2 separate regions of the Homo sapiens genome follow, and region 2 is linked to region 1. The links are chromatin loops, found by intact Hi-C in ENCODE. Cell type or tissue: HepG2. All regions are shown on one strand. Links, peaks and the distances in the headings refer to the core of each region. The heading gives the core; the rest is flanking DNA.

Region 1 (10,081 bases), core at 1,249-9,248:
CCATGCATTTATTAAGTCGCAGAGATAGTATTCAAATCCACATTTGGATTAACTGTATAGTCACAAATGAGACTGGGAGAGGTTACCATTCCAAATGTGACATGCTAGGGGGGGAACATGGTAAAGCTGAATAGAAGGTTCTAGAATAGTCTGGCAGGGCCACCTTCCCGAATTCATTCACCTGTGCAACTCTGAAAGCACTGTTACCACACTACAATAATGGTAAAGGGCAACGGGCTTCATCCCAGGCAGTCAGCAAACTGTTATCCCAACCCATCTCCCAAACATAGACTGGTGAAAGGGAAGTAAAATAACTGAGAAGAAATTCAGTATTGAATCTGATGGATGGTAAAACCCTGATGATAAGAGTGTTCTTCAGAAGGGTTTCGAAGGCACTCTTCCTAGAGGGTCTCCTTTCCTTGGGGCCAGATGCTACCAGGTGCCAGTGGGTCCTCTTTCCCAGGTAATGTGTCTTCATTTTCACAGAGTCTTCTGGACGTGGTCTTGGGTCGCCTACCTACCGGCTTCATTATCTTGTCCTCTTTACTGAATCCCACCAAGCCTCACTCAGTATTCTCATCACAAAATGGGGACAATACAAGCCTTTTAGGGCCATCGTAGAGATCAGAGAAAATGTATGCCAGACACATAATTGCCATTTGATCATAAATTTTAACCATTATTATTATACGCTACTTTCTAACACTAAGAAATGTTCTGCTGATTAACATTTCAAAAGGTGACCTAAGTTGGCTAGGTCAAGAACCTTTCTGTTTCCTTCAAAGTCAGCATCTGTTCCATTTCTACCTGGAACACAGGTGTTTTTAGGAAAGCACATCTTTTGAGAAAAATGAACTGCCAGAAGCAATTCTAAGCCAAAATGAAACCATATTACAGGAGGGGAATGATCCACACAGGTTAGCATAGATCACTGCAAGTTGACCCCATCTGTATCAGCTCTTTAAAACAACAGCCCATTCAAAACTTCCCTCTCTCTCTTTTGGAATTAGTTACCAGTCTGCTATTCTCAGTGACACAAGGATAAAATCCACTGGGTGCAAGACACATTCAGAAATAATACCAGTGCTTGCAACGTGGCAATCTTTGGCATGCAAGTTGCCCTCAGCACAGTCCTCCTGAACCTTTTCTTTCCTCTGCATAAATACTCTCCTTAGCAGCCTCCCACCTCTTGTTCTCCCTAATTTCACACCTGAGCTTACACTCCCTTCAGAGATTTCTACAGTACCCACAGGTTCTGCAGGTAGTCTTCCAAACATAACATTGGACTGCATCCATTTGGAATGAAGGCTTATTCTTTGCGGAGAGCCATTTGTTCTTTCTGCTTAAGAGTTCTCAGCTAACACTGACTGCAAACTCAAGAGGGGGAAAATATCAAAGGGAAAAAACTCAATGGATTCAGTAAAATAAAATATAACATTTTCCAACATGCAAATATGGTTTTTCTCTGTTCAAAGCCCAAGCTGAAAGGATTCACCTTTAGAGAGTTCTTAAGTAGCATTTCTTGGACTCAAATGATCAAAGAGCTCATCTTTAAGAGAAAAACTGCTCATGAGCATTCCCCTTACTCTCAAGAATGTCCAATGGCTTCAGTTTAAGAAATGCTAATATTATGTTTCTACCTATGCTTAGAATAAGTACAGTATAACAACAGCAACGCAATGGTTACTGGTTCATCTAGAAAGAAATGTCAAATTAACCATCAAGAAGGCATATTCCACATTAAAGACTAATTAAACACGAGCAGCTCTAAAGAGCATAGTCATTTGTCAAAAGACATATGAAAGGCAAGAGAAGAACAGAAAATTAAAACAACATTGGAGAATAAATATCTAAAGACTTCTCTTAAAAGAAAGATACTCTTGGCCAGGAGTGGTGGCTCATGCCTGTAATCCCAGCACTCTGGGAGGCCGAGGCAGGCGGATCACCTGAGGTCAGGAGTTTGAGACCAGTCTGGCAAACATGGTGAAACGCTGTCTCTACTAAAAATACAAAAATTAGCTGGGCATGGTGGCGGGCGCCTGTAGTCCCAGCTACTTGGGAGGCTGAGGCAGGAGAATCACTGGAACCCGGGAAGCGGAGGTTGCAAAGAGCTGAGATAGTACCACTGCACTCTAGCCTGGGTGACAGAGACTCCATCTCAAAAACAGATAAATAAGACATTCTCAAATATCACATCTAAAACTTTGTCAAAACTCTGTTAAACTAAGAGTTAATACTATTTTAATTCTGTTATAAAGTTTAATGATGCCTGAGCCTTCACATCACCACTGAATTAGCACTAAATGTATTAAGCTTATGGACCATTTTAAGAATTCACTTTTCCTATAAGTTCTCATTAAGGAGAAAACTTCCCATTTCTTTTCTAAATGCACAAATATCAAATTTAATTCATTTCAGTTCACATGTTAGTTTTTATATAAATCCCCTCACAAAACCAAGTCTGGGCTAGGCGCGGTGGCTCATGCCTGTAATCCCAGCACTTTGGGCGGATCACGTGAGGTCGGGAGTTCGAGACCAGCCTGACCAACATGGAGAAACCCCATCTCTACTAAAAATACAAAATTAGCTGGGCATGGTGGCGAATGCCTCTAATCCCAGCTGCTCGGGAGGCTGAGGCAGGAGAATCACTTGAACCCAGGAGGCAGAGGTTGCAGTGAGCTGAGATCATGCCATTGCATTCCAGCCTCAAAAAAAAAAAGCAAGCAAACAAACAAAAAAACAAACAAACCCAAGTCTGGTATTTAGACAAAACTATCCATGATTCTTTTTAGGTTCAACAGGAGGCAAGGCAATAAGGTAGATGAAAAGGTAACAAGGTACAAACACTACAGGCCACTGATCAAGGCTGTTTCTACCCTCAGAAAGAATGAGATCTGGTTGGTTAAATCCCTCAAGTACATTCCAAGAATGGGCCCTCACTGTGAGATACTGAGTTAGCACCTTTTGGCTGGGCGCAGTGGCTCATGCCTGTAATCCCAGCACTTTGGGAGGCCGAGGCGGGCAGATCACAAGGTCAGGAGATCGAGACCATCCTGGCTAACACAGGGAAACCCCGTCTCTACTAAAAAAAAAATACAAAAAATTAGCCGGGCGTGGTGGCGGGCACCTGTAGTCCCAGCTACTCGGGAGGCTGAGGCAGGAGAAAGGGGTGGACCCGGGAGGTGGAGCTTGCAGTGAGCCGAGATCGTGCCACTGCACTGCAGCCTGGGCGACAGAGTGAGACTCCGTCCCCACCACAAAAAAAGAAAGATATTGAATTAGTACCTTTACTGAGTTAGCACCTTTCTAAAGGATACTCAGGCAATATTGACCAAAAAACTTTTCACTCAACATAACATTGACTTAACAATTCCACTTCTAGGAGTTTCTCCTAAGAGGACAACCTGGCATATGCACAAGGCCATACAACTTTTTTCAGAATGGCAAATGTTGTCAAGATCCTGAATATCACTCCCTACCTAACGTCTGCCCATAGAGGCTGCTTATCTAAAATGACAGTACTGCCAAACAAGGAAGTAACCGTGTAGCCATTAAAAATGAGGATAGAGGCCAGGTACGGTGGCTCACGCCTGTAATCCTAGCACTTTGGAAGGCTGAGGCGGGCAGATCACCTGAAGTCAGGGGTTCAACACCAGCCTGGCCAACATGGCCAAACCCCGTTTCTACTAAAAATACCCCCAAAAATTAGCCAGGTGTGGTGGTGCATGCCTGTAATCCCAGCTACTCAGGAAGCTGAGGCAGGAGAATCACTTGAACCCAGGAGGTGGAGGTTGCAGTGAGCCAAGATCGCACCACTGTACTCCAGCCTGGGCAACAAGAAAGGGAAGTGAATAGCACACTCCTGTTGATACTTTAAAATGTGGAGACACAGGAACAGAATAGGGGGTAGGAGAGTAGGGAAAACATCAAAATAAAACCCAAGGTTATCTTTGAGGAACACAATTTACGAATCACATCAATTAATATTTTTTTGCTTTTCCTACTCACAGATTTTGGAATACTCCTCCTAAAATACAAGTGTGTAGTTTCTTCAAAAACACCTTCATCATGTCTCTGTGTCAGGTACTCTGAATTTTTTAAAGTCATGCCATGGCTCATGTCTGTAATCCTGGCACTTTGGGAGGCCGAGGTGGGTGGATTGCTTCAGCTCAGGAGTTCAAGACCAGCCTGGGCAATGTGGCAAAACCCCAACTCTTCAAAAAATACAAAAATTAGCCAGGCATGGTGGTGTGTGCCTGTGGTCCCAGCTACTGGGCAGGGAGGTGGGAGGATCACTTAAGCTCAGGAGGCTGAGGCTGCAGTGAGCCGGGAACATGTCACTGCACACCAGCGTGGGTGATAGAGTGGTGAGACTGTCTCAAAAAAAAAAGAAAAAGGCATCTTAAATGTGTTACCTTTTCATTACTTTAAAATCCTGATAATTTAAATATCTATTACTCTTTTCCCTTGAATAATGGGTTGCGGGCTGTTTTTAATTTCTAAGGGGAAAAAAAACACTCTATGAAATGGTTCCACCACTATTATTCACCATGTTCCCTAAGCAACATCAAGGTCTGCCCCATCATAGCCACCTGTTATTTTATTTCAGCAACAGAGAAACTATTATCGAATGACAATAGAAAGGTGACTGAAACAGTAAGGAAAGGTTATTTTGTTAAAGTCAACAAGCTCTGAATCATGTAATGCGATATTGAAGCAAGGCTTCTAAAAACAAGCAATGTAGTACCCAGACAATAAGGACCTGTCACTCCTCTAGCTCTTCCTAGCTGGTCAAAGCTGTGACTTAAGTAATCATTTCTCAGAACAAAACAATGTAGGTGCTTGTTTCAAGGTAACAGCTATGCTGCTGTCAGAAAACAGTAGTAATGGCCTTTAGAAGAAATTTATGTGATTTGCGGATGGGAAGAAGCTCATTTTGTCAAGAGACCCTTAGGAAAACATGACCAAGAGAGTCAAAATCCAGTTATTCCTGCAGAAGGAAAAAGCATAGACAGTATCCAGCCACTAGATGTCACTCTCCTTCAAAGTGCTGTTGATGTTGCTCATCCTAGTCAAAAGGAAGTCAAGTGGTCTAGACAACTAATTCCTTAAATGGCATTAATTTAAAATAGTCTGACTTCTGATTGGGGTGCTGCATAGTAGTTGAGAAAAATAAAAATGAAAACCCACTGGAGACTGGCCATCAGTTCCAAAGGCAAAGTGGCTGTCCAAAATACAACATCGTATTGGCTGGTGGGAATGTAAATTGAATGAAATATGTAGATAACTTTAAGACACTAGGGGGAAAAGTTCCAGCTAAGTAGGAAAGTAGGAACTGCAGAAAGTGAAGCACAAAGTCAACATTCAAGACCTGAGGCCGGGCCCAGTGGCTCATGCCTGTAATGTCAGCACTTTGGCAGGCCAAGGCAGGTGGATCATGAGTTCAGGAGATCGAGACCATCCTGGCCAAAATGGTGAAACCTCGTCTCTACTAAATACAAACAATTAGCCGGGCGTGGTGACGCACCCCTGAAGTCCCAGCTACTCAGGACGCTAAGGCAGGGAAATCGCTTGAACCCGGGAGGTGGAGGTTGCAGTGAGCTGAGATCGTGCCACTACACTCCAGCCTGGCAATAGAGCAAGACCCCATCTCAAAAAAAAAAAAAAAAAAAAAAAAAAAAGACCTGAAAGTCACATCAGTAATCTTAAATCAGGGAAAAGAACTGGCTTCCTTTTTTATTTTTTAAAAACATAAACAGCATGAGAGAGATTTCTGTTTTTCTCTTTTTTCTTTTTAATAAGGAGTTGACCATTTTTGATCACCTTATGATTGAACTTTTTTCAACCATGCTGTTTTCTTCACAGTTCATTCATAGGAAGGAGTGTCGAAAGGACTTGCTGATGAAACATAACATATAGAGCACAGGTTGCAAATGGGGCTGAAGAACCACATCCAGCCTGAGCCATTTCTTTTGGTGTTGAGTGTATATTTCAAGCCTTAATTGAATTAGTTCCCAACATCTTTTTAAAATTGAGATACTACACTAAAAGCATGGATTTTTATCTTCTCTTAAAAAGTGGAAGACGTGGCAGCAGCTCTCAGCCCACATTCCCAAGCAGTGACAGTAGGGAAGTAGAGCTGCCCCTCCAGACCCACCCATGGGACTCTCCACTTGGCAACACTACCCACCAAGCCCACTTTATTCCTGTTGATTTCCCGTATGGCCAAGAGGAATCTGAATTTACAACCCCTGTGGTAAAAAGTATAGGAGAGGAAAGAGTTGGAGATGTATTAATAAGATCTCACTGAACAAAATGATCTTTATACCAGAAAAGCAAAGTGAGGACAACTAAAGACACATAGACCCTCCAGAAAGATAGCCCCCTATGGGCATATGCACTAAATATACATACATGCAGGACTGACCAACCTTCCCCACCTATTCAACTAGATTCCCATGTTCCCAGCACAGACTTTGAGGAGATTATGGATTGCTGCAGTGACTGGAAGAGGGTGCTACTGATGTTCAGTGGACAGGAGCTAGGGATGCTGGGTAAAGTGAACGCATGTTACAATCCTATGCAAGGATGAACCATCATTTATCCCATACAATTGTATGTCCAGCTGGATATTCACATAAGTTAAAAAGTTATCTGTCGGCTGGGCGCAGTAGTCCATGCCTATAATCCTAGCACTCTGGGAGGCTAAGGCAGGAGGATCGTTTGAGCTCAGGTTGTCAAGGCTGCAGTGAGCCATGATGGCATCACTGCATTCCAGCCTGGGGGTATCTGTAATTACCTGAACCTAGCACCCCACTCCATTTTACATATCAACAGAAATCACAGCTTTCCATGGTTTTATTAATACTATTAATAAATTTTCCAAACGTGCAAGTACTACTTAAGAAAGAAAAGAGTGTACTTTGCATTATTCATAATATAATTAAGAACTGCTGATTATTTTGGAAAAAGATACGATCATAATCCCAAAAGGCACAACAATCCTGAATGCCATAATCCCAAATGTTAAAATCCCCAAAGGTCAAAAAAGACCAAAATCCCCAAAATATAATTCCGGAAAAAATAATTTTAAAATTCTTTAAAAGAGATTGATATTTTTAAAAGAGGATTTGAGAAACATATAAAAACACAACAGAACACTTCACAGGCCATTTTATACAATAAAATGGGGAATAGTAACATACATATTTTTGCAAGCATAAATACTCAGGTATACTAACAATGGTCACAGGGATTATGCGCAGATTAACCATAAAGAAATAGGTCAAAAAGGGAAATGTAAAATCGTGTATCACTATGGTTGGTGATTGTGTGCACCAAGCTCATACTGCAGTCATCTGAAATACCATGACCAGCAACCTGAGTCTTTTCACAAGATCGATCAAAACCACAGAGGGTCACCACTGGATATGCAGTCGCCCAAAGAGCTGAGAGCTCAAGTAATTTTATCTTTCACAAACACAAACATCTCTTCATTCATCGAGGAAGAACATCCCTTTATTTGCAGGGGAAGTTCCCATGTTTTCACATATTCACGTCAAGTTGTAACAATGCACTTTCATGAAGTTAAACTTGCAAAAGAATGCATAAAATGAATCAGAACTCTTTAATGTTAGTCGCCACACCATTTAAATCTCCAATATTGAAAATGATGCGAAGATTAAACACATAGCATAGTGAATTGTAAAAAATAATGCTGACAGGGCTGAGCACGGTGGCTCACCCCTATAATCCCAGCACTTTGGGAGGCCGAGGCAGTGGATCACTTGAGGTCAGGAGTTCGAGACCAGCCTGGCCAACATGGTGAAATGCTGCCTCTACTAAAACTACAAAAAAATTAGTAGGGCGTGGTGGTGCATGCCTGTAATTCCATCTACTTGGGAGGCTGAGGCAGAAAAATCGCTTGAGCCCGGGAGGCGGAGGTTGCAGTAGGCCGAGATGGCGCCACTGCACTCCACCCTGGGCAACAGAGTGAGACTCTGCCTTAAAAATAATAATAATAATAATAATAATAATAATAATAATAATGCGGACAATTTAAAATAGTAAAAAAAAAACTTTAAAAATCTGATATAAGAAAAAGTGTATTGCAGGAATAGATTATGGGCATTTGAACAGAGACAGTCCACAAGAGCTGGCCTAACATGCAGCTATATCCTACGACTGTGATTTTCAGGATTTTACACTTTAGGGATTTAGACTTTTGGAACTGAATTTTTAGGGATTTCAACATTTGGGATTATGGCACTTGAGATTATGTCTTTTGTGATTATGCTTGAAGCCCTTTTAGAAAACCACGTCACAGATAACATGCTTTTCACACTGCCAATACCATATACCTACACCAGTCACAGTCTACAGCTGCCTCACTCATGGGGTTTATACAGAGAGGTGCAAGCACTTACTTCCTCACGCCTTCCAGAGCAGTCATCCCTGAGCATTGACTTAAGAAGAGTATTCAATTTACTATATAATTTATTACTTTCCTTTTATTTCTCCTTTATAATTTTTTAAAATTGGTATCTATTATTTATGAATTTTATTCCATGTTCATAAAGCCATATAATATTTGCTCTAAAGAAGGTACAATGCTTTTGTTGGGATTGAGGATGTCTGATATAATCATCATTATTCAAATAACGATGCAATTCCAGAAGTCTTCAAAGCAATCACTAGCCTCCAAGTCTTTGAGTCCATTGTTTCTTCTTCTTCTACCCTCTAAATCCCATGGGTGCCTCCGACTGAGGCTTACTCGGCACTTCCTTCTTCCTCCAGGAAGCCCTCCCTGACCACTGTATCACACCCTCTTATCCAGCAAAGACCGATTTGGCACCCTTCCTATGTGCTCCCACAGCTTTGTGTGGTTTGTCCTGTAATATAGTACTTATCACTGCCTCTTTATTCTTTGATATTCAGCTCCCACAGGGTTAAGACTGTTATACTTCTATCTCTAGCACCTAGCACACTGCTCATTCATTATTCAGTAATTATTTCCGAGCACCTACTATGTGCCAGACACTATTACAGAAGCTGGGATACAGCAGTGAGCAAGAGAGATAATGCCACCACCTGGTAGAGCTGTCATTCTAATAAGCGACAGGTGATAATTAACGAAGCTACTAAATATAATTGCAGACCCTGATCAGTGCTGAGAAAGATATAAGCAGGGTGCTATCATGGAGAAAAACAAGCAAGACATCTCTTAGATAAGGTGGGAGGGGAAGACCTTGCTGAGATGACACTTCGGCTGAGACACAAAGGCTCAAAGTCCTAGCTCAAGAAGAGCCAGGAAAACAATGTTCTCAACAGGACAAACTGAGGGTGCAAAGGTCATGTGACAGTTGAGAGTCTGAGGTGCTCAAAAAATAAAATAAAATATAAAATAAAATAAAATAAAATAAAGCTCATACGGCCAGAATGTAGTTAAGAAGCCTCTGTGGGGGCAGCAGGGTCCAGGCATGGACCATCTTGTAGATGATGACAGAAAGTCTGGATTTCACTTTAGGTTCAATGGGAGTGAGCTTAGGTGTCCTCATGCTGGACTGTAAGCTCCCTGAGGTGAGGAGCCTGGGCTTTTCATCACAGCCCGTCTGAAACAACACACACTGCATGTAGGACTCCCTTCACGTGACCCTCACCTGACCAAATGCAGCTGGCTGTGACTTAGCCATACGCTGGTCAAAAATGGAGCAAGGTGAGAGGCAGGACCTCTTGAGGTGCTTGGGGCTCACAGATGCTCTAGGTCTTCAACTGTCATCACTGAGCCCCAGGAAAGATCACTGTGCATTCCGTGAAATATTTGATGGGAGTGCCTGGTAAGTGCCCAACCTTGTTGTAGACACAAAGCCCACTGCAACAAGCAACACTGACACAGACCTGGGCCCTCAAGAAACTCACATGCCAGAGGAGGGAGGCAGCCAGTAACCAAAATACATTAGAAAGATGATGTTACATGACGGGGAGAAAATGAAGTAGCTCAGGGAACAGGAAATGGGGCACAATTTCGATGTTAGTACACTGGCTATACGTCATGTCTCCTTTTAAACATCTCAGAGAACTT
Region 2 (10,081 bases), core at 597-8,596, 300 kb after region 1:
TGTTGTTCATAAAGCCACACTGACTTTATTTTAAGAACTGCTGAGAGATTTTAAGAGACCTTCCCTGTGTCAAGATGCCTTTTCTTTTTGAATGGATGACGATAGTAAATATTACTTTAAAGTATCTTTTTTTTTTTTCTTTTTAATAAAGAGACAGGGTCTCACTTTGTCTGCCAGGCTGGAGTGCATGGTGTGATTGTAGCTCCCTGCAGATTGTAGCTCCCAGAGACTGGGCTCAAGCCATCCTCCGCCTGCTTCACCTTCCTGAGTAGTGAGGATTATAGGGATGCACCACTGTGCCAAGCTCTAAAATATTCTTACTACTCAAAATAGTCAATAATTTAGTTGTCAAAATTAATTTTTGAACTAGTCAAAAATTTGGAAGCAATTTCTGCAAAGCAAGTTGGGATAGAGGGGAGGCCTGGTGTCTGTTGAAGATAAAGGATTAATCTTTGAGCTGCCCTTGATTTTTTATCCTTGAAAAAGTTGAGGATGTCTATGATTGGGGGTTTACTGGGAGGGAGGTGAGGTGATTACTGAGAGGAAAGGGAAACAAGGTTATTTTCAAGAGTTGGGTAGGAGATACAGATTGGCAAGAAAACACTTCCAAAATAAGCAACAAAAACAAACCCACTTTGTAAAACTGTTTGAGGGCAGATGAAAATTTTAATTGAAGAGATGCAATTATGTTCAATGCAGGATAGGAGAAATGGGTTTTAGATTTGTTTGAAAGCACTTTTCTGTATCCACCTACTATGCACAAATGCTTTGATGTAGTGGCAAGTTAGGAAAGAGGAGGGAAGTGGTCAAGGGATGGAGGGAGGGTAGAGTGTGGGCTGCTCAGGTAGGTACCATGGTGAGCAGAGGTTGTGGGCATGTGGGGTTGGAATTAGTGGGATTAGCAGTTTGTAACTGGCTGCCCTTATAAATCCGGGAGCATTAAATATGTCTGGACGAGAGGACTAACAAAAGTTGGCAAAGTGATACATGGTAGAGATGGTCATCCAGTAATGAAGTAATTTGTGTTTTCCCAGGGGTGTAGCAGTGAGGATGAGGCTGGGCAGCTGGCTGCAGGAAGATGAATGACAAGGGGACAGTAGGGTGATGGAGGTGATGGATAGCTGGTTGACAGCAAACAGGAAGAAACAAAAGGAGGGGGAGTGAGGGAGAGAGGGAAGGAGGGAAGGAAGTAAGGAAGGAAGGAAGGAAGAAAGGAGGGAGGGAGGGAGGGAGGGAGGGACAGAAAAGAGACAGAGAAATAGAACATATTGCTGGCTCTCTTGTTGTTTTAGCTGCCTAGTGGCTATGTAAACAAGAATCATAAGAGATGGAATATGGGAAATGCCAGCAATATCTAAAAGAGAAACCAGGACAAAGAAAATCCAGAGTGTTTTGCAAAGAAGGCAAGGGTAAGAGCATGTAGAGTTGGAATTCGTGGGATCAGCAGTTTGCAATTGGCTGCCCTTACAAATTAGGGAACATTGAATATATCTGGACCAGAGGACTAAGAAAAGTTAGCAAAGTGGTACATGGTAGAGATAGTTATTCAGTACATCAAGTAATTTGTATTTTCCCAGATTGATGAAAGTGTCTTCATAACCACAAGAATGAAAAACATGTATGAAACTATGGTTTTTATGTGACTAAAAGTTGACAGAATATCAAATGTATCTAAATTGAATTATCTTTGATCATGCCTGGGCATTCAGCTGAGCTGGTGATATTTGGATGAGTAATAAAATAATGACCTGATTAATAAATTATCATATATTTTTCCATATAATTTGTTCTTCTTGGCTTCCTTTCAGCAAAATCATAAATTGTGTTGTTATTGTAAAAGAAAAGTAGACTATCGGGACCTCAAACTCACTATGCCAAAGGGAAAGTTAAACTTGGGAATCAAGCCACCAATACTTTTTTCCTTTTGTACCCAAATAGATAACTGTAATTTCACAACCCGTGTCATAGCCTCATTTGCTCTACTCCCTCTTTTCACATGCTTACTTTATCTTATGTAAAATGTAGATTTACTGAGCACGAGACAATACACAATGGACTCTTCCACACTCCCTCTTTTCACATGTAAAATGTAGATTCAGTGAAGCTAATCAGACCCTCACAAGACTGTAACCATCTGCCTCACTGCCTACCCTTCCTCCCATCTCCTTTTTTCCCCTTTTTGCTTGCTCTTTCCCCTTTAAATACTAAAGTTCACAAAATCTCCCTTGGAAAAATCATAGGTCAAAGATGCTCCTGGGATTTGTGTTTCTTCCTGGGCACATCCTCAACCTTGGCCAAATCAACCTTGAATCGTTTGAGACCTCCCTCAGTCACTTTTTGGCTTCCGTTTTGGTAGCTACAGAGGGATTCTCCGGGTAGATTTGGCCCTTGGCCAGCAACAACTCTCCTATCAATGCCTGGTACTGGCTGGGGGTTTTTTCTGTTTTTTTTTTTTTTTTTTTTGAGTTGGAATCTCACTCAGTTGTCCAGGCTGGAGTGCAATGGCATGATCTTCAGTTCATTGCAACCTCTGCCTCCTGGATTCAAGCAATTCTCCTGCCTCAGCCTCCTGAGTAGCTGGGATTACATGTGCCCGCCACCACACTGGGCTAATTTTTGTATTTTTAGTAGAGATGGGGTTTCACCATATTGACTAGGCTGGTCTCTTGGCCAGGCTGGTCTTGTACTCCTGACCTCGTGATCTGTCCGCCTTGGCCTCCCAAAGTGCTGGGATTACAGGTGTGAGCCACTGTGCCTGGCCAGCTGGGGCTATTTTTATTTCTATGACTATTGGGATGATTTGCTGAGGTCTGGGAGCTTCTCCCTTCAGAGGTCCCTGACCTCGCCCAAATTTTCAGTTGAGATGAGGTTAATTCTGCTGCAGAACTCCTTTATGGGAGTTTAGTTTACTTTCAGCAAGGAAGATGAGTTTCCCACTTCCGTGATGGTGGAGAGTAGCCTTTAGCTTAGACCCCATCTCCAGGTAAGAGGCTGATTTGGGGATTCATTTTGGTATTTGGTAGCTGTAGGTCAAAGTTAATTGTCAGCTGGCTATCACTTCTCCTTATAATCAGAGATCTAGGCTATATGTAAATTTTAAGAGATGAGGTGAAGAGGTAGGTAGGGTGGTCTGGTCTTGTTAAGTTTGGGCATCATCTTTCATCCTGAGAGTGATGAGAAGTCATTGAAGAGTTTAAAGGTGGAAAATGCATTGTGAGGAATGGGTGGGAGGATGGCTAGGCTGCAGGCAGAGATCACTTTTTTCTGTTTTTGTTTGTTTGTTTCAGTCCATCTTTTGTTAGATTTGACCAACTTCTGGTCCCCTCTTATGTCAACTGAAATCCCTGCAGCTGCCGAAAGACAAATTTTACCTCTAAAATCCCTGGCTGGTTAAGAAAAATCAAAATTTGACTACCTGAGAGGTTTTATTTACGTAAGACTGCCTTCCCAGCCTCTCTCTCTGTGCTGTTAAAGATTTTAGTGATCTCTTATATTAAGCAATTAATGAAAAAGATAAACTGTTTTACAGGACAAAGGCTAGCCTAAAAAAGTTCTCTTGACTAAAATAGGTGCAAAAAAGTCTGACCTAAAATAGTTCTGGTAGTTAAAATTCCCATCAGGGCTTGAGTTCGTTTCCTAATCTGGGAACAACAAAGGCTACTCCACCTTGTGGCCTAATAGTTAAAATTCTGCAGTTTTACCTCCACTGCATGGGTTTGATTCCTGGTCAGGGAACCCACCCCTCTTGGTTTGATACTTGTGTGAATGTCTTTTAGGGTACCAACTTATTATTGATCCATTCCCTTTCCTTGGGAAGCTTTTGATTTCCTGTTTTCTTCTGTCTGTTTGGGGTCACACAAGGCTTTTGAGCCTTTGTGTGTGGACAGTCAGTTGAGAAGCTAAGATCCTAGAGAACATGTCCTGAAAGAAATGTGGTCTATACCCTCTTTATGGATAGTGAAATTTTCCTTCTCTGAGCTGTCTTTGGGGTGATTCTAGATCTTGTAAAAAACTGCTTGCCACCTCTTTGGAGACATCTCATGTGTCTGTGGTTGTTATAACCTTGGTTGAAACACTGGGGAAGATACCTTTGCAAAAGAAGTTCAAAAGCAAAAAAATCAACCGTTTGTCCCAGCTAAAATCTGGTAACAAAAGATCTGAAAGGATTTTTTTAGAGAGCTCTATGGTTAGAAGTCAATTTAATTAGAAGCTGATATCTAGCCTTTATGCTTTCAACACCTTTTGTTTCCTGTTTTTTGGAATTTTTTTTTTTAGTTGACTTAAACTTTTTTTTTTAAAGATGGGTCTTGCTTTGTTGCCCAGGTTAGAGTGCAGTGGCACAACCAGGGCTCACTGTAGCCATGCTCTTCTGGGCTCAAGTGATCTGCCCACCTCAGCTCCTCAGTAGCTGATACTACAGGTGTGCACCACCACATCTGGCTACTTTTTAAATATTTTTGTAGAGATGGGGTCTCACTGTATTGTTCAGGTTGGTTCTAAACTTCTGGTCTCAAGCAGTCCCCCCACCCCAGCCTCTAAAAGTGCTGGGATTACAAGTGTGAGCCACTATGCCTGGCTGGCTAAAACTTAAAAAAAAAAAAAATTATGTGCTTAGTATCTTTGTTGGCTTTCTTTAAAAAAAAATTGTTCTCCTGTTTATATTTACTCCACACTATTCCTCCTTCTTCTTTGCGATCTTCATTGCTCTGAGTCCTCATCCCATAGGATATGGGCCGATCACAAAATGGGCTGATTGGGGTTGAGTTGTCCATCAGACTTGAAGGAATGTCCTTGCAGTGAGGTGCACTGTGGAAGCATTGTACTGTCTTGTCCCATGGCTTTTGCTTCTTTTTGGGGACCCAGTATTTGGTATAAAAAATGGGATCCTTGAAATTTTGGGGGACCTGTGTTTTGCTTTCCAGCTATACCTGCTTCTCACATATTTAAATATTAGGCCCTAAAAATTGCATGCTTTCCTTTCTGTATTCACTAAATGGTTCCACCCGATGAGGCGGGAGAGTGAGTTCCCTGACACCCCCCTGAGGATGTGTAACATGGATGTGGCATGCCTGTTTGGTCACCACCGCTGCTCGAAGCCCCCTTATGGGAGGGGGAACATGCAGACAGACAGGTGCAGGAGCTGAAATGGGCATATGTTACAGTGTGCTCTTTTAGCCTTGCCATCTGTGGATGGCTTAAATGTTAACCAGCTCAGTGGACCCTCTGCCTTTCTGCAAGGGCAGAGGGCAAGTGTGACAGCTTCCTGTATCCCGAGCTCTTGTCCAGTGTCCTGGAAGAATCAGGTCACACACAAACTTGAAGGATGGTGAATGTGGGGTTTTATTAGGGTTGGAGGTGGCTCTCAGCAGGATGGATGGGGAGCTGGATAGGGGATGGAGTGTGAAGATAATCTTCCCCTGGAGTTTGGCCATCCAGTGGCCGATTCTCCCCAGCCAAACTCCTCCCAATGTTTCTTTTCTTCTCTGCTGCACTGTTCTACCATTTGTCTGCTTGTTGCCTCCTGGAGCCAGGGGTTTAGGGTTTATATGGGTACAGGATAGGCGGCATGGTGGGCCAAAAGGCAACTTTTCGAGTACTAAAACAGGAATGCCTGTTCTCACTTAGGGCCGCAGGTATCCAGGCTTGAGGGTGGGACCTTTACCAGGGAACTGCTCTCTTCTACCCAGTATTTCCCTGTCTTCTGTCTGTATCACCATGAAGCCAGTAATCTAATTAAGAAAACAAGCTAAGCCAAAATTCCAAAATACAACTTTCAGGCATTTAGCTGGCTATCTTTAAACTCCTTTGTAAAAGAAACATCTTTAAGAAAATTCCCATTTTGTAAGGGTGTCTGCCGGTATACACTAGAAACATTTACCATTGTTTTAATGTGACAAGTCATACTTTGCTTAAGGTGGTTTTCCTGGTCTCTTAATTGAACTTTTACTTACACCCTTTAAAACCCCTTTGGTTTGAGCAAATGATGTTACAATATTTAGGCCTAATGCCTTAGCTCTGTGCTTTGAGATATAAATTTTCTACCTTGTTTCACATAAGAGCTGTCCCTTTAGAAATGTAAATTTAGGGTTGCCTAGCTGACAATTGTTTAGGGCAGGAAACAGGTAATCAAGAGACTGATAGTCTAAAGTGGAGGTGAGATTTTGAGAACTGGCAAATGAAGAATCTTATAAATATATAAGATCTGCTACTGTCTATGGGTCTGTGTGTTTATACGTGTTGTGTGTATGTGATGTTTCACTACCAAAATATGTAAAAGGGCTCTAATTAATTGGCTTAAAGAAAAAAGGAAGTGCTTAAATCAAATGTGTTATCACAAAAATAGAAACTTTAATTCAAATGCCTTGTAGTTCACATGACTTTATTAATCTTTAGTAAATTAAGACAATTTAAAAATTATTGGTAAAATAAAAAAAGTCTTCAGAATTTAATTTAGACATTTTGTCTGAGTCTATTGATTAGATACTATCTCTACCAGATGTTTTAAGGCATAAAACTTGCTTCTATGATTTGTTTTGATACCTAACTTGTCTATAAACTTATGTCTTTAGATTTATTTATTTATTTAATTTTTTGGAGATGGAGTCTTGCTCTGTTACCTAGGCTAGAGTGCAGTGGCGCGATCTTGGCTCACTGCAACCTCCGCCTCTTGAGTTCACGCAATTCTCCTGCCTCAGACTCCTGAGTGGCTGGGATTACAGGTGTGTGCCACCACGCCAAGCTAATATTTTGTATTTTTAGTAGAGACAGGGTTTCACCATGTTGGCATAGTCTGGACTTGAACTCCTGACCTCAGGTGATCCACCCACTTCAGCCTCCCAAACTACTGGGATTACAGGCGTGAGCCACTGTGCCCAGCCTTTTATCTTTAGATTTAAGTTTTTAGGCTATGACTAGGCCTAGCTCCAGGCATTGTCCTTTGTTCTGGACTTTGCATCTGGTACATAATTAAAACGGCTTACCTCCAAGGTTTTTCACTAAAAATAAGAGTTACTAAAAGTTAACATTGTAATAAATGTATATAATTGAAATTACTAAATACAAGAGAAAAAATTCTCCATCGAAAGTGTATAAGGGAAGTAGGACATGTTTTTGGTTTAAGAAAAGTTATCAGAAGGCATGAAAATGTGGTTTTTGTTAAAAGGAAAGTAATTTTGCCTAGTTTAAAGGTTTTTTTTTTTTAAATTAAAGGAATAAAAAAAGGACAGATAAAACTACACAAATATAAAAAGTTGGAAAAGAAGGTAAATTTTTGTCCTAAAGTAAGATGACAGGACAAAACTGAAGGTTTAAGCAAATTGTAGAAGGTTTGTAGAAGACTGACCTTGTGAAAGGAATTGTATGTGCAGTTAAGTTGTCTAAAATTTAAAATGATTATTTACTTTTTCTATACAGTAAATATTAATATCAAAAGCACATTGATATTAGAGTCTGGGCCCTTGAATTGGAATAACAGAGTTTTACAGGAGCATTGATTTGTTCTTTAATAGAAAACTGTAAAAAGGTTATAAAAAGACTTATGGAAATCTTACTTTGTGATCAAACTGATTGAGATTGAGATGGATTTGTTGACAATGTTTTACTAAAAATTGGCTTCAGCATTAGTAATACACTAATGTAATGGTAAAATTTGCTTTTCTCTTTTAAAAAGATTTTTGTGAAATACTAAGAGATAAGAAAACATTTATCTTTTGAATGAGCTGGAAAAAAAGACAGTTGAGTGACAAATTCATCTGGCCTCATGCTGTCTGATTTGGTTTGGCTGTGTCCCCACCCAAATCTCACCTTGAATTGTAATAATCCCATGTGTCAAGGGCGGGGCCAAGTGGAGAAAACTGATTCATGGTGGCAGTTTCCCCCATACTGTTCTTGTGGCAATGAATAAGTCTCGTGAGATCTGATGGTTTTATAAATGGGAGTTCCCCTGCACAAGCTCTCTTGCCTGCCACCATGTAAGACGTGCATGGTCCTCCTTTGCCTTCAGCCATGATTGTGAGGCTTCCCCAGCCATGTGGAACTGTGAATCCATTAAACCTCTTTTTTCTGTATAAATTATGCAGTCTCAGGCATGTCTTTATTAGCAGCATGAGAACTGACTAATACAGTAAATTGGTACTGGTAGAGTGGGGTGCTGCTGTAAAGATACCCAAAAAATGTGGAAGAGACTTTGGAACTGGGTAACAGGCAGAGGTTGGAACAGTTTGGAGAGGTCAGAAGAAAGGAAGTTGTGGGAAAGTTTGGAACTTCCTAGAGACTTGTTGAATGGCTTTGACCAAAATGCTGATAGTGATATGAACAATAAAGTCCAGGCTGAGGTGGTCTCAGATGGAGATGAGGAACTTGTTGGGAACTGGAGCAAAGGTAACTCTTGTTACACATTAGCAAAGAGACTAGTGGCATTTTGACCCTGCATTAGATTTGCAGAACTTTGAACTTGAGAGAGATAATTTAGGGCATCTAGTAGAAGTAATTTCTAAGAAATACAAAGTGTTCAAGAGGTGACTTGGGTATTGTTAAAAGCATTCAGTTTTATATATTCACAAAATTATGGTTTGGAATTGCAACTATGTTTAGAAGGAAAGCAGAGTATAAAAGTTTGGAAAATTAGCAGCCTGATGATGTGATAGGAAAAAAAAAAAACATTTTCTAAGGAGAAATTCAAGCTGGTTGCAAAAATTTGCATAAGTAATGAGGAGCCAAGTGTTAATTGCCAAGACAATGGGGAAAATGTCTCCAGGGCATATCAGAAGTCCTCAGGGCAGCCCCTCCCATCAGAAACCTGGAGGCATAGGAGGGAAAAATGGTTTTGTGGGCTGGGCCCAGGGCCTTGCTGCTGTGTGCAGCCTAGAGACTTGGTGCCCTGTGTCCCAACCACTCCAGCCATGGCTAAAAGGGGCCAACATAGAGCTCAGGCCATTGTTTCAGAGGGTGCAAACCGTAAGCATTGGCAGCTTTCACGTGGTTTTGAGCCTGTGGGTACACAGAAGTCAAGAATTGAGGTTTGGGAACCTCCACCTATATTTCAGAGGATGTACGGAAATGCCTGGATGTCCAGGCAGAAGTATGCTGCAGGGGCAGAGCCCTCATGGAGAACCTCTGATAAGGCAGTGTGGAAAGGAAATGTGGGGTTGGAGCCACCACACAGAGTCCCCACTGGGGCACTGCCTAGTGGAGCTGTGAGAAGAGGGCCACCGTCCTCCAGACCCCAGAATGGTAGATCCACCAACAGCTTGCACCATGCACCTGGAAAAGCCACAGACAATACCAGCCTGTTAAAGCAGCCAGGAGAAGGGCTGTACCCTGCAAAGCCACAGAGGCAGAGATGCCCAAGACCATGTGAACCCACCTCTTGCATCAGCATGACCTGGATGTGAGACATGAAGTCAAATGAGATCATTTTGGAGCTTTAAGATTTGGCTGCCCTGCTGGATTTCAGACTTGCATGGAGCCTGTAGCCCCTTCATTTTGGCCAATCTCTCCCATTTGGAATGAGTGTATTTACCCAATGCCTGTACCCCCATTGTATCTAGGAAGTAGCTATCTTGCTTTTAATTTTACAGGCTCATAGGTGAAAGGGACTTGCCTTGTCTCAGATGAGACTTTGGATTTGGACTTTTGGGTTAATGCTGGAATGATTAAAGACTTTGGGGAACTGTTGGGAAGGCATGACTGGTTTTGAAATGTGAGGACGTGAGATTTGGTAGGGGTGAGGGGCAGAATGATATGGTTTGACTATGTCCCCACCCAAATCTCACCTTGAATTATAATAATCCCAATGTGTTAAGGGCGGGACCAAGTGGAGAAAATTGAATCATGGAGGCAGTTTCCCCCATACTGTTCTCGTGGTAGTGAACAAGTCTCATGAGATCTGATGATTTTATTTGCACAAGTTCTCTTGCCTGCCACCATGTAAGATGTGCATGCTCCTCCTTTGCCTTCAGCCATGATTGTGAGGCCTCCCCAGCCATGTGGAACTGTGAGTCCATTAAACCTCTTTTTCTTTATAAATTATTTAGTCTCAGGCATGTCTTTATTAGCAGCATGAGAACTGACTAATACGCTA

What was found. Peaks named below come from ENCODE experiments on the same cell type or tissue, not always from the same donor. Only the 100,000 strongest peaks of a DNase experiment are listed, where the experiment ranks them.
Region 2: a loop joins it to region 1, with 6 times the contacts of the local background. A loop is called at or near these places in 12 of 110 quality-filtered maps.

The regions. Positions count from the first base shown.
Region 1 is chr3:4,628,530-4,638,610 of GRCh38, reverse strand. All of the region lies in intron 5 of ITPR1 (inositol 1,4,5-trisphosphate receptor type 1), which reads right to left. Among named protein-coding and RNA genes, the nearest start is that of EGOT, 120 kb to the left of the region's middle. In HepG2, for the core only: a CTCF peak has its summit at 5,040 (motif pointing right); a DNase peak (open chromatin) is centred at 5,040.
Region 2 is chr3:4,328,343-4,338,423 of GRCh38, reverse strand. It overlaps a transcript of SUMF1 not described here. Among named protein-coding and RNA genes, the nearest start is that of SETMAR, 30 kb to the right of the region's middle. In HepG2, for the core only: a CTCF peak has its summit at 3,648 (motif pointing left); no DNase peak of the experiment used is centred there.